Regions from separate parts of the Homo sapiens genome. Here regions 1 and 3 are each linked to region 2. A link is a loop called in an ENCODE intact Hi-C map of the cell type or tissue named here. Cell type or tissue: mammary epithelial cell. All regions are shown on one strand. Links, peaks and the distances in the headings refer to the core of each region. The heading gives the core; the rest is flanking DNA.

Region 1 (10,687 bases), core at 4,195-6,694, 170 kb before region 2:
TAGATGAGAATATTGACGTAAGAGGAGTCCGAAGCCAGCCCAAGGCCAGTGCTGGCTCAACAGGTCAGACCTTTTGTTCAGAGCAGCAAGCAAGGGATGAGCTCTAGGCAAGGAAAGAGGAGCGATTCCGGAAGGGGCTCAAGTTCAAGTGGATTCTGAAGGCTGGGTAAGCTGAGGAGGAGGGCAGTGTGTAATGTGGGAGAAAAGGAGGCAGGAGGAGACTGGCTCCTGCAGAGTCCAGGGTAGGTGCATGGTGGCCCAGCAGACAGTCCCATCAGAGCACAGCAGGAGTCTGGCTGTCAAGCCAGGTGGGCTTTGCAGACACTGGGCTTTATCCTTGTGCTTTGAGGCCCTTGAGAATGAGAGCAGCATGATGGAAACAACATTTAGGAGAAGATGAGAGGTTCTGTCACAAAAAACAAGAGCCCTCCTGACTTTGTGAAGTTGCTTGGCCTGCAACTGTTCCAGCCTGAGACTCCGGCCTGGGTTCCCCTGTGCTGGCTCCCACCAGGAGCAGATCTGTACCAGCAGGCTCCTGCTTCTAGCAGATGCAGTTGAGCCCCCCACCCTGCCAATTTCCCTGAGACCATTTCAGACACTATTTATTTGCCCTATCAAGAGTCTTTGAGATGAAACCAGGAAAAGGGCAAATGCCAGTCACCCAATCTAAGTTAGAGAAATTTCTATGTCTCCTCCCCTCTCCATGCCCCTGATACATGGATATTTATCCATGTTTCCAGGGTGAACCAAGCTGCTCTAAGAGTTGCGTAGGGAAGCGGGAGCTAGGGAATGAGAGAATGTCACAAAGGACCTGGCTGCCTTGGTCATAAAGATTAGCTTCAATCTAATAATGATGGGGCTGTCATTCTTAAACGATGATCTAAATTAATTTTTTAAAAAGTAGGATTTGAGATCATCGCTTTTTTTTTTTTTTTTTTTTTTGAGACGGAGTTTTTTCGCTCTTGTTGCCCAGGCTGGAGTGCAGTGGTGCAATCTCAGCTCACTGCAACCTCCACCTCCCTGGTTCAAGTGATTCTCCTACCTCAGCCTCCCAAGTAGCTGGGATTACAGGCACCTGCCACTATGCCCAGCTAAGTTTTGGTATTTAGTATAGATGGGGTTTCACCCCATGTTGGTCAGGCTGGTCTCGAACTTGTGACTTCAGGTGATCCACCCGCCTTGGCCTCCCAAAGTCCTGGGATTACAGGTGTGAGCTGCTGCGCCCGGCATGGTTCTTTTTCTAGTTAATAGAGCTGTGTTCATCCCCCCACATTTTCATGCCAGATCTGTCCCTTGTGAGATGCCAGGCTGGGTTTTGGGGTGCATTAGAATGACCTTGTCCTTTTGGGGCCAGTGTCCCTCCAGGGCAGGCGCAGATGATAATGATTACTTCATTATCTTGGCCGCCTTTCTTTCTCTCTGAGGTGCTTTAAATAACTGTCTATGGTAACCCAACATCTAAGTCAGCATGAAACAAGCTGGTCTAGCTCTGTGAACACATCGATCTTGGGATCAGCTCTTCACAAAGACAGGACATTTACTCTTGGGAGAAGTGGGAAAAAAAGAGAAGGAGCACAGCCCACATCCCAGTCTCACACACGCCAGGCCCTGACTTAGTCCTTGCTAACCCAGAAAGGCACACAGAGTGGGCTGTCCACTGCCAGTGAAGGGTTTAAAAACACACCTAGGGATTTTAGGCAAGAAAAAAACAAGTAAAGAGAATGAAAAAACAACTGTGCTGTCATGGGATGACCAGGAGAAAACTGGTAGCTGCTTGGCTGCAGGTTCTCTTGGAAAGTCTGCCTGAGATGTGGCGGTGGCTGAGGCCCTGAGGTCTCATCCACCACTCACGTACGTTGGGTGGTGCCAGGCCAGCTCCTAAAGTGGACTTGGGTGCAGGGAGATGGAAGTGGGAAAGGCCCAGCTTAAACTCAGTACACCCTCTCCTGGTTCATGTGAGGGGAAAAAAGGTAAATTTATGGGTGATCTTTTTGTGCCTGTGAAATGTCCCCTTAGGAAATAAAGCCACTGGCTGCTGAAGCACAGTATGTGTTAATATGCAACCAGCATGAGTATAGCCTGGGAAACAGGCGAAGTCACACAAGCAGGACCAGTGGCATTTGATTAATCAGTTGATAAATGGAGGAGCAGGGCCTGGCTGGAGGAGGTAAAACTGCAGGGAAGAGCTCCATAACACTGGGATTGAAACCAAGACTTTGAAGATGATAAGACCAAAGTATTTTACTAAGGTTCTTTAAAGTGTCTCGTAATAAATAGGTCGTGTAAAAAAGACAAGGTGGTGGGATTTAAATCAGCCCTGCAGAGATGGCAGAGAACAGATTCTTCCCAGTCTGAGCTCTTGCAATAGCACCCCACACAGAAGACTTATGCCGGGGTCTCCGTGGGGCAGTCTATCATCTCTGGTCTAGTGGCTCAGCTGTCACCAGCTTCCAGGCACCAGCACGTTTGAGCAGTTGGCATCCAAGAGCCTTTTAAGCCTCTAGACTGAGCTTTCTCCTCCTCCTAGTTCCTCTTTCCTCACCTTTAGGGTTGCCTGATAAAACACAGGGAGCCTTGTGAGATTTATTACTATGTCTCAAGTATTAAATGGGACATACTTATACTTTACACACTGTTTGTTGTTTAACTGAAATGCACTTTTTTTTTTTTTTGAGACAGTCTTGCTCTGCAGCCCAGGCTGGAGTGTGGTGGTGCAATCATCAAATTCCTGGGCTCACGCGATCCTCCCGCCTCATCCTCATGAGTAACCAGGACTACACTGAAATGCATATTTAACTGGCCCTCTGGTGTTTTTATTTGCTGACTCCGGTGGCCCTCGTCCTCCTAGATACCTTAGGTGTGAGTCCTTTACAGCTTGTCCGTGGGCACATCTGAGGACATTGCCCGAGCTGCCCTGCTCTGCTCGTTGCTGGGCCAACTATGAAAATAAACACATTCTGATTTTCTCTTTTCACCATAGCATTCTCTTCCAAGGGCCCATGTGAGCCGGATTTGTCTAAGGTGGTCAACCTGAATGAGTCTAGGAGTCAGGTTGTTGTTGTTTTAAACAAAAAATCGCTTTAGCCAGAAAATTCTAATCACTCTGCAGAGGTCAGATTCTTGGATCTGAGGAGAGAGCACTGTGGGAATTCAAATCCGTTTCAAAACCAAGTTTTCGTTTTTAGAGGGAACCAGCAGAGGGAGCACATTCTACAATGCTCGGGGCTCCAGACACAGGGATGAGATCCTCATTCATGCAGGACACCTGGAATCACTCAAGCACCAGGAATTTATAGAACAGCCCCAGGCTTCGCAACCATGTGTCAAATACTTCATTTCTGACTGAGCAAAGGATTGCTTGGGTGAAAGACAACCCCAAGCAAACTAACAAAAATCAAAAGAAACAACAAAACACTCCAACAATGACAGCACCAAGGAACAAGGAACTAGAAAATCTAAAAGAAAAATCAAACGGTGACTGTTTCCCTTCTTCTAGGGTTGGATGGGGCTTGGAGCCGTATTCTGCCTTTCAGGCTTGTTTTGCTAAAGGAGCATTGTCTGAGCAACGCTCTGCCCACTCTCCCAAGGGCTGAGGCATCATCGTGTTTGCCCTGCCACCCTCTGGGGGCTCCATATCATTTGTTTGTCTTCCTGGGAAGGAGGTGTGCCCCTGGAGGCCACGTCTTGTACTTCCTTCAGGTCTTTCAAAGGCACCGCCACAGTGACAGGCATGTCAAAGTGGCTTCTGCATCTCAATTCTCTTGGAGAAGTGAAAGAATGTTTTACAAATATCATTTTACAAGGAGCCCTCCCACGTCACCCTTGATTCCAGTAATTGACTTTTGCAGTTAGGAAGGTCTTCCTTATAAGCAACTGAAAACACTCAATTTGGGGCTGGAGTTTATTTCTAGATGAGGGGGTGTTCCTTGATGAAGTAGAAACAACATGTTTTAGTTTTTTGTGACCACTAGCATATGTTTCTTCCTAGCTTGAGAGAGAGATATAATAATTTTTCATAAATGATGCTGAACTGCGAGTTCTGTAGACCTGAATTCTAGTCCTGCTTTCTTGTTTGCTCACTGAATTTGCTGGGAACGGAATGAACATTTTGCCTTTCTGTGGCCTCAGACAGTGTTGGAGCTGAGAAGATCAATGGGTCCCAAACCTGAAACAATCTCCTGGGGAGCTTTAAAAATACAGATTTCCAGACCCCACGTCCAAGTAATTCTGAGACAAGCCCTCGAGGTTTATCTTTATAAAGCTCCCCAGGTGCTTCTTATGAACCAGTGGGCTTGAGAACCCCCGGACCACATCACGTCACTGGTCCTCAGCCTGCCTGTATGGAGGCTGGGGCAGCCCCGAGAATCTAACTGCAGTGGTTAGAGGGAGCTGAGGCCGCTCCCTGGAGTTGTGTTCTAAGGTCAAGGGCCCTGGATTAGATGCCGTTTAAGATCTCTGTTGACTCTAGCACTTGCTGGTCTGGACACTGTCACTTTGCCTTGCCTTTATGTACTTATGTGGTAGTTCTATTGCATTTAATTAAAATGGGGTGCTGTGCTCTTATAGCTCCTACCTGTGGACTAAGGGGCAAACATCTCATAGCCACCCCCTGAGAAAGGATTTCACTTGTTAAAGAAAAAGGGGGGTGTGGGAGTGTGGGTGAGCCTGCACAGCCAGTTACACCAGCAGCGGCAGCCCGAGATGAGGTGCACGGCTCACCAAGGGCAAGTTCAAGCATCCTAGCAAGTGCTGGCTTCTGGTTCTTGTGTATTGTTGGCATCCACAGAAAACTTTTCATAAATAAAGATGTAGATTTCATTCTATAAGCAATATATTGAATTAGGATGACCCCACAGTCATCACAGTTCCAATTATTTCTACATTCTTTTTTTTTTTTTTTGAGAAGGAGTCTTGCCCTGTCACCCAGGCTAGAATGCAGTGACACCATCTTGGCTCACTGCAACCTCCACCTCCCGGATTCAAGCGATTCTTCTGCCTCAGCCTCCCTAGTAGCTGGGACTGCAGGCTCGCGCCACCACACCCGGCTAATTTTTGTATTTTTAGTAGAGACAGCGTTTCACCACATTGGCCAGGCTGGTCTCGAACTCCTGACCTCATAATCCGCCCACCTCGGCCTCCCGGAGTGCTGGGATTACAGGTGTGAGCCACCATGCCTGGCCATTTCTACATTCTTAAATGTAACTAGCATGTGTGTGTTTTGCACAAGGGCAGAGGAACACGTTATCAGCATGGCAGGGTTTCCAGCTTGAGCCTCACTGTGTCCAGCACCGGGATTAAGTGCTTTCCAGGCATGTCTGGTTAACTACCAGAGTGAACCAAAAGGAAAGCAGCCGGTGGAGGTGCCCCCTCACAGAGAAGAAGGTGCCAGGCACACAAAGGTTGGTCCAGGCCAAATCCTTAGTCCCTGGGAGGACAGGAGAGTGTGTTGTAATGTGTATGGTCTCACAGCCTAGCTCATGAACATGTCCCTGGCCCGGGGATGCTGACAGGAAAGCTTCAATGCCTGTTTCACAGACCTCTGTCACTGCTGAGGTTTTGGCACCTGCAAGCTCTGGGTGGTGCCTGGAAGAGTGAGCTGTTCAGCAGGAACCTGCAGGGAGTGGCCGCAAACCCTTGTGTCTGGTGATGTGGAGTGAACTGTGGGGTGTGGCCAGGGCTGGATCCCAGGAGAGGAAAGAGAAAGACTCCACCTCTCCTGGTGTCTGGAGGCTGCTGGGGGCCTTGTAGGCATCAGGATTCTGAATTAGCAGAGGACAATGAGGCCAGCAGGACACAGTTTACATCCACTTTGTCAGTTTCCAATTCCATAGACCCCCATCTCGGGTCTGGGCACCTGTCATCTCTATGAAAGATTTTCCAGTTCAGTTCACTGAATCCTGGGCTTTGTCCATTGCTCTCTACCCTCTGTGGCAGGTTGTTTGGCCTGAGGCTGTCATCAACATGTGGGAGGGCTGCTCTGCTCAGCTGCAGGGCCAGCGTTGGTCCCAGTCTAGACAATCGCAGTTGCTCAGATCTCCAAGATCACACACATTTTCTCACAAAATGCCTGTGAAGCTTACCAGCACTTGAGTGGCAACATAGGGGCATCTTTCTTCTCCTTTACCTGCCTCCATGCCTAGGAAAGACTAGTGTGGGTAGGGTGTAGGCTAGTCAGGAGGAGTCAGGCTGGGGGCTATGCCCTGAGCCTTCCCCTTCCGAGGGACTGGATACTGGCTCCTCTGCCGAGAGCATCATCCCCTCAGCCTCAGCAAGCAGTGAAAAAGGCATGCCCTGCAGAAGTGAACACACTTGTCTCGGCTCAGCCACTCCACTCACTTTTGATGCAACCTTTCCCTTCTCTGGGAATTCTACATGAATCTTTGGGAAGATTTATTTTACGTGTCAATGTGGCTAATTCACGGTACCCAGTTGTCCAAACACCAATCTGGAAGTCTCTGTGAAGGTGTTTTTCAGATGTGATTAGCAGTTGGATCAGTAGATGTGAGTAAAGCAGAGTCTGCTCCATAATGGGGGTGGGCTTTACCCAATGAGTTAAAGAAGTTAAAACATTTGGGTCCCCCAAGGAGGAGGGAATTCTGCCTTCAGACTGCCCTTGGCCTTTAGCTACATCAACTGTGCCTGGGCCTCCAGCCTCTCCTGTAGACTGGATTTGCCAGTCTCACAATCATGTGAGCCAATTCCTTCAAATCTTTCTCTCTTTTTTCTCTCTCTCTCTCGACATCCTATTTGTTTTGTCTCTGGAGAACCCTAATACAATCTCCTTAGGCTCATTAGCCCAACAAACCACATAGAGAACTTCTAGTGTATAGAGAATAAATCAAATCAAATGGCAGTTTTCAGCCATTTGTGGGCATCCAGTAGGAGACCTGTAGGATCCATTTCTTTTTAGAGTGGGGTTTACCTGAAGAAGCTAGTGATGAACGGCCAGATGTTATCAGGAGACTGCTCCATTTTCATAAACCAGATTTCCTTGTGGTTTGCTCTGAAGCCGGCTTCCTCACGTTGGAGTGACTGGGAGCAGTGGACCAGCAGACAGTGACAGTGAGTTCCAGGCGAGAGAAGCACGGAGTAGGGGCTCTGCTTTCGACTCACTTGAGAGGCTGCAAGGAAGTGATTTGAATTCTGAGTTTTCCCACAAATTCCATGAGGTCAAGTTACTTCCGCTAAATTTCATATTGGTTATGAACTCTGTTTTCAAATGCAGCATGTAAACTCCTTCTGTAAAATAAAAGGAAGTAGGATATTCAGCAATTCTTTACTGGATGTGATCAGCAAAGACAAGACATCTGCAGCTGATGGGATCACCTAGATTTGGAGGTTGGGGAACAGGGAAGATCTAAACACCCTTGTTTTCTTGGCCTCTTTGGTCTCAGCCACATGGAATCAGATTATTTGACTAGGACTATTAATGCATAAGAAGGGAGAAACACAAAAAGGTGATTTCTTGAGGTTTCAGCTTACCTTGTCAATGATTCTGCAACTGTGTGCCATGAATTCTTAGTCCTGCAACATGGTCATAAAGACAGAAACATTCCACAAAGTTGTATATGATGGTCTTCTCCTCCTACTTGGAGAGTTCCCTGCTATTGTTAGCCCTTCTAGGGCCCCCTACTCTCCCTCAAAAGAGCATTTTCTCAAACAGAAGTGCCCACTCTAGAAGACCACTTTGTTTTTGATTTGGAAAATCAAGCTTGGCTTTGGTAAGTTCATGTTAAATCTGAAAGAAGATGTTGATTAGTCCAGCTATAATTAATAACAGTAAGTATATCATTAGCATGTACAGAATCTAACCAATAAATTATGGAAACGTTTTCTGTCTTTTCAAGCCTGAAGGTTCTTTCATAGATGGCCTGCTTTGGGAACTCGGTGGAGACCCAGTATTACACACACGCCAGGAAGCCCGGGAGGACCTTCATCTCACCCTTGCCACGTGCCCCTCAGGCAGGTATGCAGTTGGCCCTTGAACAACATCAGTTTGAACTGCCTGGGTCCATTTATACAGAATTTCTTTCCAATAAATATATTGGAAAATTTTTTTGAGATTTGTGACAATTAGAAAAAGCTCACTAATGAATTGCATAGCCTAGAAATATCAAAAAAATTAAGAAAAAGTTAGATATGTCATTGATGCATAAAATATATGTAGATACTAGTTTATTTTATCTTTTACTCCCATACAATATATAGAAATCTATAATAAAAAGTTAAAATTTATCAAGACTTATAACAGAATATACGGGACCATTTGCAGTCAGGAGAATGTAAACAAACATAAAGATGCAGTTAAATCATAACTGCATAAAATCAGCTGCAGTGCTTACTGTAATGCTGTAATCATTTCATTGCTAGCGGTGAGCTCAAGTGTGAGCTCAAGTGTGTATCTGCTTAAAACGCTGTGTGGGGCCAGTCGCGGTGGCTCATGCCTGTAATCCCAGCACTTTGGGAGGCAGAGGTGGGCAGATCACTAGGTCAGGAGATCGAGACCATCCTGGCTAACACGGTGAAACCCCGTCTCTACTAAAAATACAAAAAATTAGCCGGGCGTAGTGGCGGGCGCCTGTAGTCCCAGCTGCTGGGGAGGCTGAGGCAGGAGAATGGCGTGAACCTGGGAGGCGGAGCTTGCAGTGAACTGAGATCAGCCACTGCACTCCAGCCTGGGCGACAGAGCGAGACTCCATCTCAAAAAAAAAAAACGCTGTGTGACGCTCATCGTCTCCACATGAGCAGTTCATCTCTCTAGTAAATTGCAAATTACCATTGGTAAAAGGTGATCTCTCAGGATTCCTGTGTATTTTTCATCGTGTTGAGTGCAATACCTTGGTTAACACCATAGGACCCATACAAAGTGTGACTAGTGATGCTGGAAGTACTCCTGGAAAGCAGAGAAAAATAATGACATTACAAGAAACAGTTGAATTGCTTGCTATGTACCATAGACTGAGGTCTGCAGCTGCAGTTGCCATCATTTCAGACAACTCATCTTGTAAACAGACCATGCAAATTCACAATATTGATAAATACAGTATAGTACTATAAATGTATTTTCTCTTCCTTATAATTTTTCTTAATAACATTTTCTTTTCTCTAGCTTGCTATATTGTAAGAGAATATAGCAGATAATACGTATAACATACACAATATGTGTGAATGGACTGTTTATGTTATCAGTAAGGCTTCCAGTCAACCGTAGGCTATTAGCAGTTAAGTTTTAGAAGAGTCAAAAGTTATACATAGGTTTTTAACTGTGCAGGGGATCGGCACCCCGATCCCTGTGTTCTTCAAGGGTCCACTGTAATTGCAGTGCCTGCAAAGGCCTTGATACTTTGGAGGCTCTGAAGGAGTGGTAAGAATGGCTTTTATTCTCAAGTAGCTTCTGATCTAGCTGAAGAGATGCTAGTTAGGAGGCAGCGTATAGTGAGTGCGGGACATGCTGTGGGGGTTTACACAGGAGGAAACCAGGACAGAACATCACTGCAGTCATGCCTTACTTAAGGGTGGGGATACAGTCTGAGAAATGCATCGTTGGGCAATTTTGTCATCCTGCGAATACCATAGCATGTACTCACACAAACCCAGGTGCTATAGCCTACTACATACCAGGCTGTATTGTATAGCCTGTTGCTCCTAGGCTACAAACCTGTACCACATGTTACTGTACTAAATATTGTAGGTAATCACTACACAATGATAAGTATTTCTGTATCTAAACATATCTAAAGGTAGAAAAGGTAGAGTAAAAATAGAGGGTAAAAGATAAAAAGTGGCATGCCTGCATAGCACACTTACTATGAATGCACACTTGCAAGACTGGAAGTTGCTTTGGGTGAGTCAGTGAGTAAGTGGTGGGTGGATGTGAAGGCCTAGGACATTACTATACACTCCTGTAGACTCAATAAAGCTGTACACTTCGGCTACACTAAATTGATACAAAATATTTTTCTTTCTTCAATAAATTAACCTCAGCTATATTTTTTAAGAGATAAAGTCTCCCTGTGTTGCCTGGGCTGGTCTTGAATTCCTCATCTCAGGCAATCCCCCAGCCTCAGCCTCCCCAGTAGCTGGAATTGCAGTCATAAGCCCACCATGCCAGGCTCTTTTTAAAACTTTTTGATTCTTTTGCAATAACACTTAAAACACACACTGTACAGCAGTACAAAAATATTTTCTTTCTTTATATCCATAATCTATAAGATTTTTCTTATTTTAAAATTTTATTTATTTTGCTTTTTAAATGACTGGCAGCAAAGTAGGTTTATTCACAATAGCATCACCACAAACATACGAGTGATTTTTTTTTTTTTTTTTGAGATGGAGTCTCGCTCTGTCGCCCAGGCTGGAGTGCAGTGGCGCAATCTCTGCTCACTGCAAGCTTCACCTCCCAGGTTCACGCCATTCTCCTGCCTTAGCCTCCTGAGTAGCTGGGACTACAGGTGCCCGCCACCGCGCCTGGCTAATTTTTTGTATTTTTAGTAGAGACGGGGTTTCACCATGTTAGCCAGGATGGTCTCGATCTCCTGACCTTGTGATCGCCTGCCTTGGCCTCCCAAAGTGCTGGGATTACAGGCGTGAGCCACCGCGCCCGACACGAGCGATGTGTTTTAATGCTGTGGTGTTATGAGAGCGACCTCACTAGATGATAGGAATTTTTCAGCTCCATTAAAATCTC
Region 2 (10,687 bases), core at 2,946-5,445:
AGTTCCGGTTGGGCGTGGGCTGGGCGGTCCCCGCACTCTGAGCAGCCCGCTGGCCCCGCCGGCCCCGGACAGTGAGGGGCTTAGCGTCCGGGCCAGCAGCAGCGGAGGGTGTGCCGGGTACCCCAGCAGTGCCGGCCCACCAGCGCTGTGCTAGATTTCTCGTGGAGCCTTAGCTGCCTCCCCGCGGGGCAGGGCTCGGGACCTGCAGCCCGCCATGTCTGAGCTCTCCCGCCTCAGTTGGCTCCTGCGCAGCACGAGCGTCCCGCAGGAGCGCGGCCGGCGCCCGGTCCCATCGACCACCCAAGGGCTGAGGAGTGCGGGTGCAAGGCATGGGACTGGCAGGCAGCTCCACCTGCGGCCCTGGCATGGGATCCACTGGGTGAAGCCAGCTGGGCTCCTGAGTCTAGTGGGGACTTGGAGAACTTTATGTCTAGCTAAGGGATTGTCAATACACCAGTCAGCACTCTGTGTCTAGCTCAAGGTTTGTAAACACACCAATCAACACCCTGTGTCTAGCTCAAGGTTTGTAAATGCACCAATCAGTGCTCTGTGTCTAGCTAATCTAGTGGGGACCTGGAGAACTTGTGTCTAGCTCAGGGATTGTAAACACCAATCAGCACCCTGTCAAAGCAGTCCAATCAGCGCTCTATAAAATGAACCAATCAGCAGGATGTGGGTGGGGCCACATAAGGGAATAAAAGCAGGCTGCCCGAGCTAGCAGTGGCAACCTGCTGGGGTCCTCTTCCACGCTGTGGAAGCTTTGTTTTTCACTCCTTGCAGTAAATTTTGTTGCTGCTCACTGTTTGGGTCCGCACTGCCTTTAAATCGCGGAGGTCTGCAGCTTCACTCCTGAAGCCAGCGACACCACGAACCCACCGGTAGGAGTAAACAACTCCGGACAAACTCTGGATGCGCCGCCTTAAAGAACTGTAACGCTCACTGCGAGGGTCTGCGGCTTCATACTTGATGTCAGTGAGACCAAGGAAGGAACAAACTTCGGACGCGCCGCCTTTAAGAACTGTAGCACTCACCACGAGGGTCCAGGCAGCTTCGTTTTTGAAGTCAGTGAGACCAAGAACCCACAAATTCCAGACACAGCACTAGGTAGGGTGGGGCCTCTGGCCTGTAGGAGTGGGAGGTGAAAGGGCAGGCAAAGGGGAAATGGCGGAGCCCAATCGCGGTGCAGGGCGGTGGGCTTTCAGCAACTCAGCTTAGTCCCAAGACGCGTGGGCCGCGGCAGAGAACCTGACCTGCCTGCCCAAGCTAACACAGGACCCGGAACCGCGATCCTCAAACTAATACAGGACTTGGAAACTGCTGTCGCCAAATGGCAGCTTACTTTGCGGGGAGCCTGTTAGACGTGACTCCTTGTTTTTAAAAATTGACAAATACCAGTCTGGGCAACATAGCGAAACCCTGTCTTTACTAAAAATGAAAAATATTAGCCGGGCGTGGTGGCGCGGGCCTGTAATCCCAGCTACTCGGGAGGCTGAGGCAGGAGAATTGCTTGAACCCAGCGTTAGCACAAACTGCAACATTTTGTAAGCTGCCCGCTATTTTGCAGACTTTGGGCAAAGTGAAACATTTCTGGGGGGTTTAGGCGGTGAGAAACATCCTTCCTAACCACTTGACCGCAAGGCCAACAGAGGCTTATCTGAAGAAACTTCCCTCTCATGACTTCTTGGGCAAACGTCCAAGGAACACCATGATGACATCCACCTGAATAAGGGCCAGAACCCTTATTGTACAAATCAATACAAATCATGGGAACATCTTATCGATATCTTGCAGGGCAACAAGCCATGCTGCCCAGACCCCTCCCGCCCATACCTATAAGTACCCTTAGCCTGTAAGACTTAGCAGTGGGCTGTGGCATTAGGCTGGTCCCCTACTTCTGTAGGTTTTGTGCTGCACATAAAGCCGCATTTGCTGTCAAGCTCGCGCTCTCTAGCTCTGTCTCCTCTCTCTTTCTTTCTCCTCTGTGTGTGTGTGTGTGTCTTTCTTTAACCCTCACCTTCTCTTCCCGGAAGGCAGAGATTGCAGTGGGCAGAGATTACAGTGAGCTGAGATCTGCTACTGCACTCCAGCCTGGGTGACAGAGTGAGACCCTGACTCAAAAAAAAAAAAAAAAAAGCGGGGGTGTGCCAGGTGCGGTGGCTCATGCCTGTAATCCCACAATTTTGGGAGGCCAAGGTGGGCAGATCACTTGAGGTCAGGAGTTCAAGACCAGCCTGGCCAACATGGTAAAACCCCCGACTCTACTAAAAATACAAAAGTTAGCCAGGTGTCATGGTGGGCGCCTGTAATCTCAGCTACTTGGGAGACCGAGGCAGGAGAATCAATTGAATCCAGGAGGTGGAGGTTGCAGTAAGCCAAAATTGCAATAGTGCACTCCAGCGTGGGTGACAGAGCAAGATTGTCTCAAAAAAAAAATTTTACAAAATGGAAATTAAACACAATTTTTCACCATGTATTAATTTATTGTTAAATACACATTTCGATGCAAAATTGAGAATGTGTTGTACAGTAAATTAATTAAATTAACCCAGGCTGGGTGTGGTGGCTCACACCTGTAATCACAGCACTTTGGGAGGCTGGGTTTGAGCCCAGCCTGGTCAACATGGTGAAACCTTTGTCTCTACTAAAAATATAAAAAGTAGCCACGTGTGGTGGTGCGCGCATGTAGTCCCAGCTACTCGGGAGGCTGAGGCAGGGGAATCGCTTGAACCAGGGAGGCGGAGGTTGCAGTGAGCTGAGATCGCACCACTGCACTCCAGCTTGGGTGACAGAGTGAGATTCCGTCTCCAAAAAAAAAAAAAAAAAAAAAAAGAACCTAAATGCAGAATATATATGTGTATACACACACATACATATTCCATTTAAACATAGTTGTATATTTTTATTATCAGCTGTTCAGTTTTTCCCCAGAATGGCCTAATAGAAGTCCACATAAAGAGTCTTTTTGAATGCATAGAATTATATATTAAAGAAACCCATGGTTTCACTATCAAATAATGTTAATTTCTAATTTAGAAATAAATGGTTCCATGTTCTGGAGTCACACACTTGATCTGTAACTTAAATCTGTCATGTTTTTATTAAGATGTATATCATGAGCCTGTACAAAGGGATTTTTGGTGGTGTAATATCAACCATAAAAGCTAGAAACGATTCTTAAACCAACACACATATTGCAAGCTAGGATATTATTCAATTTTTGCAATGTTCTATTGATAACATGATTGCAATATCTTTCTTAAGATAATGCCCAATTTTCCCACAGTTTGCTTGTATAATAATTCTAAATTCACTGTCATATTGACTTAAGAGAGGGTCCTTAAAAACTTTTTTTCCTACAGGATGGTGATGGGAATCTTTGCAAATTGTATCTTCTGTTTGAAAGTGAAGTACTTACCTCAGCAGCAGAAGAAAAAGCTACAAACTGACATTAAGGAAAATGGCGGAAAGTTTTCCTTTTCGTTAAATCCTCAGGTATTTCCAAGTGTCATAAACTACAGTGTGATAAAACATTGCGCATTCAGGGAACAGGGTCATGGTTAGAAGAGGAAGCAGAGATTAGCAGCAGGAGAGAGTGAGTGAGCTACTCGAAGTTCATCAGGAGAGACTGACATGGCCCATTGGGAGGCTGGGCTCCTAGAGGCAGAGGTGGCCCAGCCCTGTCCCCTCCCTGTTCCCTGAACTGCAGGACAATCCTACATGTCCTGTGAAGCAGGATATTACTAGAGCACAGCCAAATATGAAAATAGAATTTCAGACCAGCCATATCTATTCTTGAAGGAGAAAAGTCATAGTGCACAGGATTTGCAAAAAGCGCACTGTCGTCACTCACCAGTATGTCAACGCTGGGGTGATATACTGGTAAGCCAGGTTCCTGGGTGTAGAAAGAAATACATGCAGTGCAGACTCATCTTCGCAGTGTAGCTTGTGCTGTTTGTTTTGTTCATTTAAAGGCTGCAGGAATTTACCTTCTGCCTCTTGAACTTGTAAGCCTGGCAGTTCAGAATAATAGGATTTTACAGCTGGATGAAATCTTAGAAATAATTCAGTTTAACCTCCTCTTTTTTAAACCACCTCACTGTAAAAATAGAAATCCAAAGGCTCTAGGTGCCAGGCTGGCCTGCCCCTGTCCTCTGCTGTTCCCTCTGTTGACGAATTGATGAGCTGACTCACCCTGCCCCTCCCTGGACCTCAGCCCTGGGGCTTGGCCATTGTGAGCCTCATCTGTTCTGTGAAGCGTGTTCAACTCCAGCTGAATACCAGAAATGCAATGTCCCTGTTTACTTCCAATTCAGGTAGAATTGTATATACTTCCCTTATACAGCTTCCCACACTGAGCTGTCTCACCATCTCTGGACAGATGAGTAATTCGTGCCTGCTCTCCCTTCTCAGTTTGTCTTCTGTGTGAACTGCCAACATGGTCTCTCCTTTTTAGAAAGTCACATACTGTGAGTGCAACTTTGTGGAAGTCAATGTACATAAACATGTGAAATGTGCATCCCAGCTACTGTAGATAATGAGGCAGCTGTATATGTAATGTTGAGGAACAATCACCAAGATAATTTCAGTGGAAAAGCCAGCACGGAAGAGGCTGAGGAGCACGCTGCCATGTATCTACGCATAGTGTAGCTCTAGCAGGATTCGCGAGGAGCAAGTGACAGCAGGTGCCTCTGCAGAGAGGAACTGGGGACAACAGTGGGGATGAAGTTAATACGTCGTCATTATTTTATTTTTTAGATATTCTACAATGTGAATTTACTATTTATTAAAAAATAAATAAAATTATAAGCGGGCATGTTGGCTCATGCCTGTAAACTCAGCTGAGATGGGAGAATCACTTGAGGCTGAGAGTTCAAGACCAGCCTGGTCAACATAGCAAGACCCTATCTCTACAAAAAAAACAAGATTTTCTAAAATTACAAATCAAAATAAATAATAACCTTTGAACCTCCCTTTCCACTACTAAGAAAATAATTGAACAAGTGCACAAGGATGTGTACATGAGGATAGTCATCACAGCGTTGTTTACAATAATGAAAATTTAGAAATAACCTCTAGGGTTAATCAATTATGGTGCATTCGTAGCCATATCCTTTAAAAACAGTTGATTTTTAAAATGTTTATGTAACTAGAAACTGTGATATTTATAGAGGTTTTTCGAAATTTGAGAAAGATTATCACAAACTACCTTAATACTTTCTAAGGGTGAAAATTACAGATACAAATATCTTATTTAAATGTTGTTTTTCTTGATGCATAATGGATTGACTCTTTTTTTCCTTAGTGCACACATATAATCTTAGATAATGCTGATGTTCTGAGTCAGTACCAACTGAATTCTATCCAAAAGAACCACGTTCATATTGCAAACCCAGATTTTATATGGAAATCTATCAGGGAAAAGAGACTCTTGGATGTAAAGAATTATGATCCTTATAAGCCCCTGGACATCACACCACCTCCTGATCAGAAGGCGAGCAGTTCTGGTAGGTATTTCATAGCAAGCATTTAACGTATCATAGGTGCCATAGTACACGCTTGGGTTTGTCAAAGATACCATAGGCAGAGAATTGTCCAGAAATACTAAAAAAAAATTAGACTTATTACCTCAGAAAATGGACAGAAAAATAACAAAGGACAAAAGACTACTTTAGCACTAGAAACAGATTTCTTGATATCTAGCCTAGTAGGGTCAGACTCAAAATGGCCACAAAACACTGATCATCTCAGAAAACCTGATTGTGCTTTTAACTAGGGGGAGGGGAAAGCCTTTGTGTTAAACAGTGATTACTACAACCTAATGACTGGAAATTTGATGACCAGCATTTTGCTGAAGAAATTCTTTCCAAACAAAAGATTGTCTCCCCAAAAGAAACATATTTTCTTTATAAGCCAAGATTTTATTTTGGAAACTGGCCAAGAAGAAAGCCTTTGGACATGAAAAATGCACTCTTCCTGAGTCATATCAAAAATCACACAGTTCTGATAAATACTAACTCACAGTAAGCACACGGTATGTGTTAGATACCGTACTGACTTGGCAGGGTGGAGCCTCCTTAGACAATAGTCCAGAAATGCTGCTGCAGTCCCAGCACATGTCCCAGCAAATGATAGTTACAACAGAAATAAAATAGTAGACTCATTTCACATTGAAAACATACTGTATGACAGCCAGCATAATTTATTCAGATTCCAAATTACTACAAATACACTGATGATCCTTGGAATCTTGACAGTATAATTAAAACTGGAAAGAAGTCCTCACATTGAGTTATTCCTGTATATCACAATGCTCTAGATAGTGTTACTGTTTCTCTGTACAGAAAGTATGAAGCAAAAGCTCATGCAGAGCCCTTGACTTTCCCTCCTCTAAGCTAGAACATCTCCAGCTCCTTCGCTCGTGATGTGCCGACTCTCAGGAACTCATTCTGATCCTGTGCACTTTGTACTCTTCAAGAAGAAAGTGCCAATTGAAAATTGTATGGCTATCAATGAGTTTCAAATAATAACAGATGAGAATCCTCCTGATATGCTTATTAAAATAGAATTAGAGTATGTTCTCCCTATTTTATAAGGTTATACCTTCCTCTTTTCCCACTGGGTTATCCTTTGATCACCAAAATTATAACTAATTTAAGGATATATTTATGAATCTTAACAATTCCAGCACTTAGGTTAACTAATTATAGTAAGTCTTTGGGCAGTAAACAAGTGTGCTGTTTGCTTTTAATTCTAGAAGTGAAAACAGAAGGTCTATGCCCGGACAGTGCCACAGAGGAGGAAGACACTGTGGAACTCACTGAGTAATTTACTTCTTTCTGATTCCTGGGACTCTACAGAGTTTGTAAAATCTTGTGTAAACCTCAAGCACAGTATTAAAATTCTATTTGTAGACTTTTTCTTATTTTAATTTATTTTGCATATCTAACTCAAGTGATTTTTTATTTGAGTCTTTTTCTTCAACTAGTATAGTGATCATTATTTTAAATTCTCAGTATTAAATGAGATTGGGTGCAATTATTGAATTGATTTTTAAAAAGAAAACCAGTGGGTTTTTTTTTTAATTCTTTTAAAAAAAAACCTATTTTCATCCTATTATTTTCCTGAGCAGCCTTTAGAGTAAAGACAGTTTGTTACTTTTGCCTGATGTTTTCAAAAATGGAAATAACAACAGCCTTCCTCAAATGGAGTATGGGAGTCTAAAGTTCTATATGGTTTCTTAAAGCATACCCAAAACATCGGGTTAATTAGGCATCACATTCAATCTTGTTGTATTTGTTAATAATAGTGTTTAAAGAGAAGAAAATCCAAAATGAAAAGTACAGATTATGAGAAGTCTGACTCCTTTATTTTAGAGAGGAATGGACTGTGGTCTGGAGAGGAGTGACATAGCTTCTAAGAGTCAGATCCAAAGCAAACACAAGTAGCCCATCCCCAGAGTGTGCGGCCCACTTCTTTCTGCCTCTGCCGCGTGGAGACCATCTTCCAGTGCAGACGCTACAGTGCTGGGTATCTGAGCTGGAGATTATGCAGAGGAGGCATCCAGCTCATTTCCAATGATCTTTTAACAATTTCTGGAAGAGCTAAGGAGGCCTTAGGGACTTACCATGTGGACTTACCATGTGTTTTGTAAGGAATCTATCATGTATTTTGTAAAGATGTACAAGAAAAAATTTATGAAATTCTGTTTAGCCTAAAATCCATTTAATGTTAAAATTTTAATTATACACTACAAATTTCAGGTTTGGTATGCAGAATGTTGAAATTCCTCATCTTCCTCAAGATTTTGAAGTTGCAAAATATAACACCTTGGAGAAAGTAAGAATCTGATTTCTAGTTAGCAAAAAAAAAAAAAAACACACCTGTTTGAATGTCTTCTGGGTGTTTTTCCTATTCGGTCATTTTCTCATTGTTTTGAAAAATTATGCATATCCTGAATATCATATAGTCCTTAAAATATGAGTTAATTTTATTTATATATTTATTTTTGTGGAGACAGAATCTCACTATTTTGCTGGTCTCGAACTCCTGGGCTCAAGCCATCCTCCCTCCTTAGCCTCCCAAAGTGCTGGGATTACAAGCATGAGCCACTGCACCCAGACCTGATTTTTAACAGTCAAGAAAATGTTTATGTTTAGAATTTAAAGTTTAAATTTTTAGTGTTTATATTATAAAAGTAATGCATGCTCATAGCAAAAATTTTAAACAGTATAAAATATCAATATGGCATTAAACATAAAAGTGCTCTTCCCTGTTACTAACAGTTTCTTGTATTTGGAAAAGGAAGGTTTGACACTAAGTATTTACACTATGTTGCGTTTCCATTCCTTTTGCATTAGAAAGAAAAACAAAATCCTTTTTTTTTTTCCCCACAAATGAAAATCAACACTAGTGTCTGATGTGGCATCACTTGCCTATAGTCCCAGCTACTTAGGGGGCTAAGGCAGGTGGATCTCTTGAGCTCAGGAGTTTGAGGCCACCCTGGGCAATGTGGCAAGACCTGTCTCTAAAATATATATATAGATATAAATCGACACTAGCCTTCAAAGTGATGTTCCATTTGTATTTTGAGATATGTTAATAAAATGTAACTTGAAAATAACATTTCCCTCTTTGATAAGGAAAACATGAAAAGTGGTATGGTATAAACACACAGATCTATTTATGGGATGGTAAAAATACAGGAGGGAAACATACCAAAATATTAATAGTGATCGTATTGCTCTCGGGATTTTAGGAGATTTTAATTTTCTTCTTGATACTTTTCTATATTTTCTAAATTATATCTCTAAATGAACATATTTTATAATTATAATCAACATTTTCAAATGGCACATGTAGTTTGATGTTTCCCGAGTGCAGCTTCTGAAAGCACATCCTGTTTTCCAGGTGGGAATGGAGGGAGGCCAGGAAGCTGTGGTGGTGGAGCTTCAGTGTTCGCGGGACTCCAGGGACTGTCCTTTCCTGATATCCTCACACTTCCTCCTGGATGATGGCATGGAGGTAATGCTGTTTATATTGATTCCTATGTGTTTACTGACCTCTGTTCATAACTCATTTCAATGAATCAGCCGACCTCCCAACCTTTTTCTTCTTACCTGTTGTCTTAGCTCAGGCTGCTATTAATAAATGCAACAGGCTAGGGAGCTTAAACAACATTTATTTCTCACAGTGCAAAAAGCTGGAAGTCCAAGGTCAAAGTACAGCAGGGTTGATTTCTTCTGAAGTGAGGCCTCTCTCTTTGGCTTACAGACAGCTGCCTTCTTGCTGTGTCCTCACATGGTCTTCCACCTGTGGGCATCTGTGTCCTCATCTCTACACATGAGGATAGCAGTCATATTGGATCAGGGCCCACCCTTATGATCTCACTTAATTAATCAATTACCTCTTGAAAGGCTCTGTCTCCAAACACAATCCCGTTGTTGAGGTCCTGGGAGTTAGGACTTCAGCATATGCATTTTGTAGGGGTACAGTTCAGCCATAACACCTGGTAAATAATTTTGCAAAGGGGAAATGTGTTCTCTTTTGGAGTGTGGGAGGTGAGGACCTCACCCCCTGAGTAGATCAGCACAGGGTCCCGCTAGAAGGGAATGTTTACTGGGTGCAGGGTGTATAGCATTTCTGCCCTTGTTCCACATCACTTTTGGGATATTTTCCTAATATTTACACCTCTGAAAGCATTCCACTGATATACTTCATTAAGCACCTGCTGTGTACCAAGCAATCGACTAGGGCTGACACTCAAAGATAAAAATAGCTTCACACCCTGGCGTCAGAGATCACTGTCTAGAAAGAAATAACACTCATCATTACAATCCACTGTGACATTTCCAATCCTGAATATATATATGGGGTATTGAGGGCTCAAGGTCACAGAGCCCTGGGAACAACAAAGGAGGCTTTGCAGAGGCCATACCTTTGCCCTAGGTCAGTATCAGGTCAAGAGCACAGTTCCAATCTAAAACAATCATGAAACAAAAATAAATTTAGAATTAATGCCTGAAGTTCAAATAAAATGCTGCAACACCCACCAGGATGCCTTCTCAAGTAGACATTCAGAGTTACAGATCTATCTTTTTTTTTCTTCTTTTTCCCCGAGACAGAGTCTCACTCTGTTGCCCATGCTGGAGTGCAGTGGTGCGATCTCGGCTCACTGCAACCTCTGCCTCCCAGGTTCAAGCGATTCTTGTGCCTCAGCCTCCTGAGTAGCTGGGATTACAGGCATGCGCTGCCACGCCTGGCTAATTTTTGTATTTTTAGTAGAGACGGGGTTTCACCATGTTGGCCAGGCTGGTCTCGAACTCCTGACCTCATGATCTGCTTGCCTTGGCCTCCCAAAGTGCTGGGATTACAGGCATGAGCCACTGCGTCCTGCCTACAGCTCTGTCTTGGGCCAGGAAACAGTCACTTCTCCGTGAGAGTGGCCCTCACAGAGGCCCACACAGGCTCCAGGAGCTTTTCCCTTTGTTCCCACTCTGAGTGTCAGCTCAGGTACAAGAGAAAGAGACTCACGTCAGGTGGATGTGAGATCCACTTGGCTTGGAAGCCCTACCCCACAAGAGCCCATAGCTCTTGTAGCATTGTCTCGGGTTCCAGATGCCCTCAAGGGACATACCCAATTATATGAGTCACTGCTCTCTGACAAGCCCAAAGCTTGGGTTTCCCACCA
Region 3 (10,687 bases), core at 5,496-7,995, 52 kb before region 2:
TTTTTTGTCAGGACAACAACATGACAGAAATATCCTGAAGAAAACTAAGAAGATAGGTTGAATAAAACATGCAGTTAACATTTCAAAGGCAAGATTCTGATTCGAATATCTGTAACTGAGAGAAAAGTATGCACGCAACCATGTGTACATGCTGAGGAGGAGAAAAATGATCTTTAACCAGAGGAGCAAATCATGACCCTGGGCAGATAAATGTCAAAGCTGATGGTAGAATGCTATAGTGTGTCTTTAATGTGACACATCAGAATCATTTATACCATTCTACTACAAGTACCTACTATGTCCTTCAATTGGTCCTAGAATGTAGGAAGCACACAGTTGTCATGACAGTTCATTTGAATGTTTAATTCATTTCTCATCAGAGAAAGTGTTCGGATCCACACTTTCACAAGTGTGAATTGCTTTGGATCCACACTTACACAAAATAGTTCATAAAAATCTTCATTTTTTTCATACCTACTTGAGCTTACTGATAGGCCTACATTTCTTATATCCCGTAGTTTAGCCATCTTAAATTTTTTGATCCACTCATGCAAGAAGGTATATAAAACATGTCTAAAAATAATGTCTAAGAAGCTTTCAACATTGAAATATTAATAAAAAATGCATTGCTACACAATTATTAGTTACTACTGAGCTTTTATATACCAAAATGGGTGTAATATTTATGTAAAGTAATGCCTTTTGTATTTGAGGAATAAACTTTGTAATTTTTTTTGTTTCCAAACTTAGTTTGGGTTGGCATATCATGTCATCCATGATAAACTTTTACAAAACAGGCATCCTATTTAAAAAACCGGCTACCTTAAAGAAAAAGCAGCCAAAGCTCCTACATTTAACTTTACCTCAGTTGATTAACTCATATTGAGAGGTGACAGCGTGCTGGCAGTCGTCACAGCCCTCGCTTGCTCTCGGCGCCTCCTCTGCCTGGGTTCCCACTTTGGCGGCACTTGAGGAGCCCTTCGGCCCGCCGCTGCACTGTGGGAGCCCCCTTCTGGGCTGGCCAAGGCCAGAGCCGGCTCCCTCAGCTTGCAGGGAGGTGTGGAGGGAGATGCGCTAGCAGGAACCGGGGCTGCGCGCGGCGCTTGTGGGCCAGCTGGAGTTCTGGGTGGGCGTGGGCTTGGCGGGCCCCGCACTCAGAGCGGCGGGCGGGCCCTACCGGCCCCAGGCAGTGAGGGGCTTAGCACCTGGGCCAGCGGCTGTGGAGGGTGTACTGGGTCCCCCAGCAGTGCCAGCCCACTGGCGCTGCGCTCGATTTCTCGCAGGGCCTTAGCTGCCTTCCCACGGGGCAGGCCTCTGGACTGCAGCCCGCCCTGCCTGGGCCTTCCCCCGCCTCCATGGGTTCCTGTGCAGCCCGAGCCTCTCCGACGAATGCTGCCCCCTGCTCCACGGCGCCCAGTCCCATCCACCGCCCAAGGGCTGAGGAGTGCCAGCGCATGGCGCGGGACTGGCAGGCAGCTCCACCTGCAGCCCTGGTGCAGGATCCACTGGGTGAAGCCAGTTGGGCTCTTGAGTCTGGTGGGGACATGGAGAGTCTTTATATCCAGCTAAGGGATTGTAAACACACCAATCAGCACTCTGTGTCTAGCTCAGGGTTTGTGAGTGCACCAATCGACACTCTGTATCTAGCTACTCTGGTGGGGCCTTGGAGAATCTTTACGTCTAGCTCAGGGATTGTAAATACACCAGTCGGCACTCTGTATCTAGCTCAAGGTTTGTAAACACACCAATCAGCACCCTGTGTTTAGCTCAAGGTTTGTGAATGCACCAATCGACACTCTGTATCTAGCTGCTCTGGTGGGGCCTTGGAGAACCTGTGTGTTGAAACTCTCTATCTAACTAATCTGATGGGGAGGTGGAGAACCTTTGTATCTAGCTCAGGGATTGTAAAAGCACCAATCAGCGCCCTGTCAAAACAGGCCACTCAGCTCTACCAATCAGCAGGATGTGGGTGGGGCCAGATAAGAGAATAAAAGCAGGCTGCCCCAGCCAGCAGTGGCAATCCGCTCGGGTCCCCTTCCACACTGTGGAGGCTTTGTTCTTTCACTCTCTGCAATAAATCTTGCTACTGCTCACTCTTTGGGTCCACACTGTTTTTATGAGCTGTAACACTCACCACGAAGACCTGCAGCTTCACTCCTGAAACCAGTGAGACCACAAGCCCACCGAGAGGAACGAACAACTCCAGATGTGCTGCCTTAAGAGCTGTAACACTCACCGCGAAGGTCTGCAGCTTCACTCCTGAGCCAGCGAGACCACGAACCCACCAGAAGGAAGAAACTCCGAACACATCCGAACATCAGAAGGAACAAACTCCAGACATGCCACCTTAAGAGCTGTAGCACTCACCGCGAGGGTCCGTGGCTTCATTCTTGAAGTCAGTGAGACCAAGAACCCACCAATTCCGGACACAATATCAACAAAACATGCATCTTTGATGTCTGATAGTTACAGAGAGAAGAAATTAGTTCCTGTGGTTTACCCCCATTCTAGCACTCCCTCCTTCCAGTAATTCCTGGAACAGCAATCACCTAATCTTCTGTTTGAGTGCCAATATATTGCAGTCACTAGAAGTGACAGCTCTCAAGTTTCCCTATTATCAACTCCAAAATTAACTAGCCAACTTCTTTCTTTCCTCCCTCCTCCTCCACTCACAATCCCTCTTCCTTTGCAAAAGTAGTCTCTAGATCTGTTGTCCTGATTCTGACCTTTCTGCCGCCTTTTGATGGACTATTCCCATGACTTCTCTTCTCTTCATTTAGCAGTAGTATCTTCCAATGATGATTTCTGTTTCTTCATCTCTTTCTCCTTCCCCTCTGGCCAGAGACACGCTCAGAAATAAAGGGAAAATCATGCTTTCCCTTGATCCTGTTATGTCTTGAGTGGTGATCCAAGGGCTCTTCTTCGAGATTTCTCTGAAGGCACAGCTATACCCTTGCTACTGAGAGTGTGGTCCTAGGACAAGAAGGGTCGGCATCACCTGAGATCTTATTAGAAATACAGAATCGCAGACTTGTGGAATCAGAATCTGCACTTCCAACAAGGTCCTCAGCTGATTTGTTAAAATTTGGGAAGCTCTGGTCTATACTGAGTGTGCTCCCACATTAGTTAACCTCAACCTGCCCTTTTGGAATCCAGCCTCAAGCTCCACCCTATCACGTCCTCCAAATCTAAGCTGCATTACAAGTCGTAAAGTTACTAATGAACTTTTTATCAGGCTATAGCTTCCTTGATCTTTCCATAATTAATCCTACCCTCTTCTTTCCAATGCTCTTCTTTTGGCCCCTAAGATACTGTCCCATGAAGTAACAAGATTTTATAGCACATTAAATTATAGACATGTAATTTATGCACGGCTGACCATACATTACATTCCTCTATCGCAGATGAAACATAGCTCTGTGTGGTCAGGTACCTCCATCCTTAATGCATTCCCAAAAGTAAGGAAAACAGCAAGAGTGGCAACATTTTGCTTGAATTCTCTGACAAGTTTCGGTACTGGAAGCTCACTTTATATTCTCCTCAAATAATTATCTTACTCTATCGCCCTTCATTGCATATATCTTTTTCCCTCATTTACTCCCTGTACTCTCCGCCTTTTCACTCTTCATTCCTTCATTTACTCTTTTCTTCTTCCTTATTTTCTGACTTTCCTCAGGTCTTACAGTATCTTGAATTGGAACTAATGATTCAGCTCCTTTAGTGGCACTCTCAATTAAATTGGTTGCTAATGCCTTACAAAATATACAACATATCACTATTTCACTTCTCTTTTTTTGACTATGCACTTAATACCTTATTTTCCTTGGCTACTAGAACATAACAGAGCTCATGTTTTTAAACATTCTGTCAAATTTTTAAATAAAATACAGTTCTTACCTTCTTGTTCCTTTATTGTAATTTTTCCTCTTTGACCATCATCAGCTCCAGTTAAGTGACTATCATATTTCTGTGGAACATTCTCAAAGGTAGTCTGTTGAAATTATAATGAATAATGAGTTTCAGTGAAAAAACAATGAATTTCTCAATATTTCCTAAACATGTTCTGAATTTCCTGATTTAAAAGCAATGAGACCTAGAAGTAAGGAAAGCATGTATTGAAAACCAAAATATTTCAACAGAGAAACTCATATATGTTCTCCAGATCAAGCAAATATTTTATCTCCATATGGCTATTGACTCTGTAAACTGAACATAGAAAGCCAAAGGAAACATAGTCACAGATACAATATTAGCTCTTCTGTATATGTCAGCAAGGAACTAACTTCAAACACCTAACTCAACTTTGCGTTCACTACCAACAATAACAGGGCATTAAAAAAAACACACACAATTGGTATAATACTTACAACATTCATATTTAAAATATTTCTAATTACATAAATGATCTTAGTGTTAAAATAAGATACTCGGCATGATAGGTAACTTCAGGGTATGTTACGTTGAGTGTAAGCAGAACATTGTCAAAGCTGCTTTATTTAGGTGAGGAAGGGCTTGGAAAACTCAAAATATTTTTGGTAAAATTTTTACTGACAGGAAAAATGGCAAAATAGTAAGAAGCCTTTTCTTTATGCCTTGTTTAAATAAAAGCAAGCAAATATTAGATATAGTATGCCATTCTTTCCCAATTAAGAAATAACTTCAAGAAAGTATAGCAAGAGTTAGTAAAAAGGGAAGGAGAGGAACATTTATTATGAAGCATCTAAACAGTCCCAGGCCCTTATTTACACATTCTCTTTTCTACACATTCTAATAATACATATGAGGACGAGGATGCTTACCGTACTTCCTGCTTTTTGGATGTTGAGAACAAAATGAAAAACAGATGTGACCCATTGTTCTCTCTGTCCAGAATATCCTCCTTCTAGACTTTCACATGGCTCGCTGCTTCTTGTCCTCTAGTTGGTAGCTTAAATGTCACACTCAGAAAGATCTTCTCTGAGAACACAGTTCTACTCCCATTCCGGCCCCCATCCTAACTACGCACTTCTTCAATGTGCCCTAACCTAACATTCTCTGTTTTCTTTATAGGAAGCATTTATAGTGACTTAGAAGTGTTTGTTCTTTACTTGATTTTCTGCTCTTACTACTCTATCATAAGCCTCATCTTGTACATTCAGTGTCTCACTGCCTAGCACACAGTCAGGAGTCAAGAACAGAAATTCTTCCAAGGTCAAAAACACTTACAATCTCATCAGAAAGGTCTCAAGTGCCAAATCACTAGATTCCCTTAGGATATTCCCAGTCATAGTCTGCTGAAACTTAACATAAACCAAAGTAGAAATCGACATGCCTGTTCTAAATTTCTATTTTTTTTTTTCGACACTACTGCCATTTCATTGTTCAGGTTTACAAAAAGAATCTTCAATATTTACTAAATCGCTGAATCCCACCGTGATCATTTTGTCCTACACTTGTATACACACTTCACAGTTTACAAAAGGATTTCACATTTCTTCCCAAATTTTTTCATTAGACATACTTAGGAGATAATATTTATGAATGTCATTCTTATGATATTAACTACAGTAAGGTACATGGAGAAGTACAGATCTATATGGAGACTTTTGGTCATAGGATAGCCCTAAAAATACTGATTAGAATTTACAATTTTTTTGTAAGTATTTCTGTAATAAAGACTTCAATTTTCTTTCTACAAAATAAGACATTCATTCAGGTAAACATGGTCATCTACCACTATGTGAAAGCTGGAACATTATTACTACAGAGAGATAAAAGAGAAAAGAAATGTTTCATCAATATTCCACCAGGAGAAATCATAGGAAATCAAAATTATAAAGAGTAACATACAACCTGAAAAGATATATTTAAAAGAGCATAGGTTGGGGCTAAAAGAAAGCTTAAGAAATTTTCATCTAAAATCCAAATCTGAGCTTACAGTTAGAGGATATTAGAAAATATACTGTAATCTGCTTTCCTACTGATGACATATTTCTAATTTATTTCCTTCTTATTTATAACATATTTGCATAATTCATGTGAACTTATATCCTAAACATTAATTTAAGCCCCATTTTGGAAATGCGATAGATCTTATTATTAGATATCTTGTGCATGTTATACTACCTATAACATTCTATTATATAGAAATTTACTTGTCTGCTCATTTCTTCATGTTCAAAAATGATTAAAACACTTCTTACATGCAAGACCTTAGGTACATTAGGATACACAAGAATATGTTTCGTAACATTCAGTAGCTCACAGTGGTGCAGGATCTTTAAAATGATTATGTAAACAATGAAATACAAAAACTTCTGAAATTTGATACTTTAAACTATGATACAAAGATGCTCTGTGAATATTTTTTATAATACAGGGCAAAAAGTGTTTGAAATTAAAGTCTTACCACATGGTTATTAACAGTCTCTGCTTCTGGAGCTGGTTGTTACTTGAGGAAAAACGTGTATGCTCAATTAGATGAAGAGTTTTAAATATATTCTTCATAGAATGGCTTAGGAAACACATGGGAATCTCTTTGTAATACAGATTTTGAGACAGAAATTTTAAATTTCTGAATTTCCATGTTAAAAGAAAAACTAGGGGGGTGGAGCCTGTGGGCGGCAAGCCACCCAGGTGCTGAGGCAAAAGACCAAGGACACGAGCTGTTCCAGTATAATAAAATATAAAACAAGAATAGTTATACCAGATATAGATCTTAGATATGATTATATATGAATATCATTAATCATTAGTTGGTAGCAATTACTCTTTATTCCAATATTATAATAATCCTTGCTCCATAATCATAACCTAGGAAAAGCCAGGCCATACAGAGATAGGAGCTGAGGAGACATAGTGAGAAGTGACCAGAAGACAAGAGTGCGAGCCTTCTGTTATGCCCAGACAGGGCCACCAGAGGGCTCCTTGGTCTAGCGGTGATGCCAGCGTCTGGGAAGACGCCTGTTGCCAAGCGGACCGTGGTCTAGCGGTAGCATTAGTGTCAAGCAAAAACACCCGCTACTTAGCAGACCGGGAAAGGGAGTCTCCCTTTCCCCGGGGGAGTTTACAGAAGACTCTACTCCTCCACCTCTTGTGGAGGGCCTAACATTAGTCAGGCCCACCCGCAGTTATCTGGAGGCCTGACCGTCTCCCTGTGATGCTGTGCTTCAGTGGTCACACTCCTAGTCTGCCTTCATGTTCTATCTTGTACACCTGGCTCTGCCATTTAGTTAGCAGTAGCAAATTAGTGAAAGTACTAAAAATCTCTGATAAGCAGAAATAATAATGTAAGCTGTTTCTCTCTTTCTCCTTTCTCTCTCTGCCTTGGCTGCCAGGCAGGGAAGGGCCCCTGTCCAGTGGACACATGACCCATGTGGCCTTACCTATCATTGGAGATGGCTCACATTCCTTACCCTGCCCCTTTGTCTTGTATCCAATAAATATCAGTGTAGCCTGGCATTCGGGGCCACTACCGGTCTCTGCGTCTTGGTGTTAGTGGTCCCCTGGGCCCAGCTGTCTTTTCTTTTATCTCTTTGTCTTGTGTCTTTATTTCTACACTCTCTCATCTCCACACATGGGGAGAAACCCACCGACCCTGTGGGGCTGGACCCTACAGAGCCAAGATGGCCAAATAGGAACAGCTCCAGTCTATAGCTCTCAGCATGAGTGATGCAGAAGATGGGTGATTTCCGCATTTCCAACTGAGGTACCAGGTTCATCTTACTGGGGAGTGTTGGAAAGTGGGTGCAGGACAGTGGGTGCAGCACACCGAGTGTGAGCCGAAGCAGGGCAAGGCATTGCCTCACCCGGGAAGCACACGAGGTCAGGGAATTCCCTTTCCTAGTCGAAGAAAAGAGTAACAGACGGCACCTGGAAAATCGTGTCACTCCCACCCTAATACTGCACTTTTCCAACAGTCTTAGCAAACAGCACACCAGGAGATTATATCCTGCACCTGGCTCGGAGGGTCCTATGCCCACGGAGCCTCGTTCACTGCTAGCACAGCAGTCTGAGATCAAACTGCAAGGTGGCAGCAAGGCTGGGGGAGAGGCACCCACCATTGCCGAGGCTTGAGTAGGTAAACAAAGCAGCCAGGAAGCTCGAACTGGGTGGAACCCACTGCAGCTCAGGGAGGCCTGCCTGCCTGCCTGCCTCTGTAGACTCCACCCCTGGGGGCAGGGCATAGCCAAACAAAAGGCAGCAGAATCCTCTGCAGACTTAAATGTCCCTTTCTGACAGCTTTGAAGAGAGTAGTGGTTCTCCCAGCATGCAGCTGGAGATCTGAGAAAGGACAGACTGCCTCCTCAAGTGGGTCCCTGACCCCCAAGTAGCCTAACTGGGAGGCACCCCCTAGTAGGGGCAGACTGACACCTCACACGGCCGGGTACTCCTCTGAGACAAAACTTCCAGAGGAATGATCAGGCAGTAACATTTGCTGTTCACCAATATCTGCTGTTCTGCAGCCTCTGCTGCTGATACTCAGGCAAACAAGGTCTGGAATGGACCTCCAGCAAACTTCAACAGACCTGCAGCTGAGGGTCCTGACTCAGAAGGAAAACTAAAAAACAGAAAGGACATCCACACCAAAACCCCATCTGTACGTCACCATCATCAAAGACCAAAGGTAGATAAAACCACAAAGATGAGGAAAAAACAGAGCAGAAAAACTGGAAACTCTAAAAATCAGAGTGCCTCTCCGCCTCCAAAGGAATGCAGCTCCTCACCAGCAATGGAACAAAGCTGGATGGAGAATGACTTTGACGAGTTGAGAGAAGAAGGCTTCAGACGATCAAACTACTCCAAGCTAAAGGAGGAAGTTCGAATCCATGGCAAATAAGGTAAAAACCTTGAAAAAAAATTAGACAAATGGCTAACTAGAATAACCAATGCAGAGAAGTCCTTAAAGGACCTGATGGAGCTGAAAACCAAGACATGAGAACTACGTGACGAATGCACAAGCCTCAGCAGCTGATTCGATCAACTGGAAGAAAGGGTATCAGTGATGGAAGATCAAATGAATGAAATGAAGCAAGAAGAGAAGTTTAGAGAAAAAAGAATAAAAAGAAACGAACAAAGCCTTCATGAAATATGGGACTATGTGAAAAGACCAAACCTACATCTGATTGGTGTACCTGAAAGTGACGGGGAGAATGAAACCAAGTTGGAAAACACTCTGCAGGATATTATCCAGGAGAACTTCCCCAATCTTGCAAGGCAGGCCAAAATTCAAATTCAGGAAATATAGAGAACGCCACAAAGATGCTCCTTGAGAAGAGCAACTCCAAGACACATAATTGTCAGATTCACCAAAGTTGAAATGAAGGAAAAAATGTTAAGGGCAGTCAGAGAGAAAGGTCGGGTTACCCACAAAGGGAAGCCCATCAGACTAACAGCTGATCCCTAGGCAGAAACTCTACAAGCCAGAAGAGAGTGGGGGCCAATATTCAACATTCTTAAAGAAAAGAATTTTCAACCCAGAATTTCATATCCAGCCAAACTAAGCTTCACAAGTGAAGGAGAAATAAAATACTTTACAGACAAGCAAATACTGACAGATTTTGTCACCACCAGGCCTGCCCTAAAAGAGCTCCTCAAGGAAGCACTAAACATGGAAAGGAACAACCGGTATCAGCCACTGCAAAAACACGCCAAATTGTAAAGACCATCGAGGCTAGGAAGAAACTGCATCAACTAATGAGCAAAATAACCAGCTAACATCATAACAACAGGATCAAATTCACACATAACAATATTAACCTTTAATGTAAATGGGCTAAATGCTCCAATTAAAAAACACAGACTGGCAAATTGGATAAAGAGTCAAGACCCATCAGTGTGCTGTATTCAGAAAACCCATCTCACATGCAGAGACACACATAGGCTCAAAATAAAGGGATGGAGGAAGATCTACCAAGCAAATGGAAAACAAAAAAAGGGAGGGGTTGCCATCCTAGTATCTGATAAAACAGACTTTAAACCAACAAAGATCAAAAGAGACAAAGAAGGCCATTACATAATGGTAAAGGGATCAATTCAACAAGAAGAGCTAACTGTCCTAAATATATATGCACCCAATACAGGAGCACCCAGATTCATAAAGCAAGTCCTTAAAGACCTATAAAGAGACTTAGATTCCCACACAATAATAATGGGAGACTTTAACACCCCACTGTCAACATTAGACAGATCAATGAGACAGAAAGTTAACAAGGATATCCAGGAATTGAACTCAGCTCTGCACCAAGCGGACCTAATAGACATCTGACATCTACAGAACTCTCCACCCCAAATCAACAGAATATACATTCTTCTCAGCACCACACTGCACTTATTCCAAAATTGACCACAGAGTTCGAAGTAATGCACTCCTCAGAAATTATAACGAACTGTCTCTCAGACCACAGTGCAATCAAACTAGAACTCAGGATTAAGAAACTCACTCAAAACTGCTCAATTACATGGAAACTGAACAACCTGCTCCTGAATGACTACTGGGCACGTAATGAAATGAACGCAGAAATAAAGATGTTCTTTAAAACCAAAGAGAACAAAGACACAACATACCAGAATCTCTGGGACACATTCAAAGCAGTGTGTAGAGGGAAATTTATAGCACTAAATGCCCATAAGAGAAAGCAGGAAAGATCTAAAATTGACACCCTAACATCACAATTAAAAGAACTAGAGAAGCAAGAGCAAACACATT

What was found. A loop is a pair of places that touch in the nucleus more often than their neighbours do. Peaks named below come from ENCODE experiments on the same cell type or tissue, not always from the same donor. Only the 100,000 strongest peaks of a DNase experiment are listed, where the experiment ranks them.
Region 1: a loop joins it to region 2, with 5 times the contacts of the local background. A loop is called at or near these places in 5 of 110 quality-filtered maps.
Region 3: it touches region 2 in a loop (10-fold over the local background); 7 of 110 quality-filtered maps call a loop at or near these places.

The regions. Positions count from the first base shown.
Region 1 is chr13:24,664,082-24,674,768 of GRCh38, reverse strand. No RefSeq gene overlaps it. Among named protein-coding and RNA genes, the nearest start is that of ATP12A, 11 kb to the left of the region's middle. In mammary epithelial cell, for the core only: no CTCF peak of the experiment used is centred there; a DNase peak (open chromatin) is centred at 5,598; H3K27ac peaks cover 2,500 bases.
Region 2 is chr13:24,496,450-24,507,136 of GRCh38, reverse strand. PARP4 (poly(ADP-ribose) polymerase family member 4) reads left to right here. Exons shown (of 34, transcript NM_006437.4): 2 at 3,360-3,492; 3 at 5,303-5,504; 4 at 6,755-6,821; 5 at 7,761-7,836; 6 at 8,908-9,021. The coding sequence starts at 3,361. LOC105370117 (a long non-coding RNA gene) reads right to left here and starts at 3,982. Exons shown (of 3, transcript XR_941756.2): 1 at 3,851-3,982. RefSeq lists a silencer at 3,432-3,726. In mammary epithelial cell, for the core only: no CTCF peak of the experiment used is centred there; a DNase peak (open chromatin) is centred at 4,206; H3K27ac peaks cover 1,680 bases.
Region 3 is chr13:24,551,467-24,562,153 of GRCh38, reverse strand. It overlaps LOC101927375 (ankyrin repeat domain-containing protein 26-like), which reads right to left. Exons shown (of 11, transcript XM_011535334.3): 4 at 3,898-3,991. Among named protein-coding and RNA genes, the nearest start is that of PARP4, 44 kb to the right of the region's middle. In mammary epithelial cell, for the core only: a CTCF peak has its summit at 6,930 (motif pointing right); no DNase peak of the experiment used is centred there.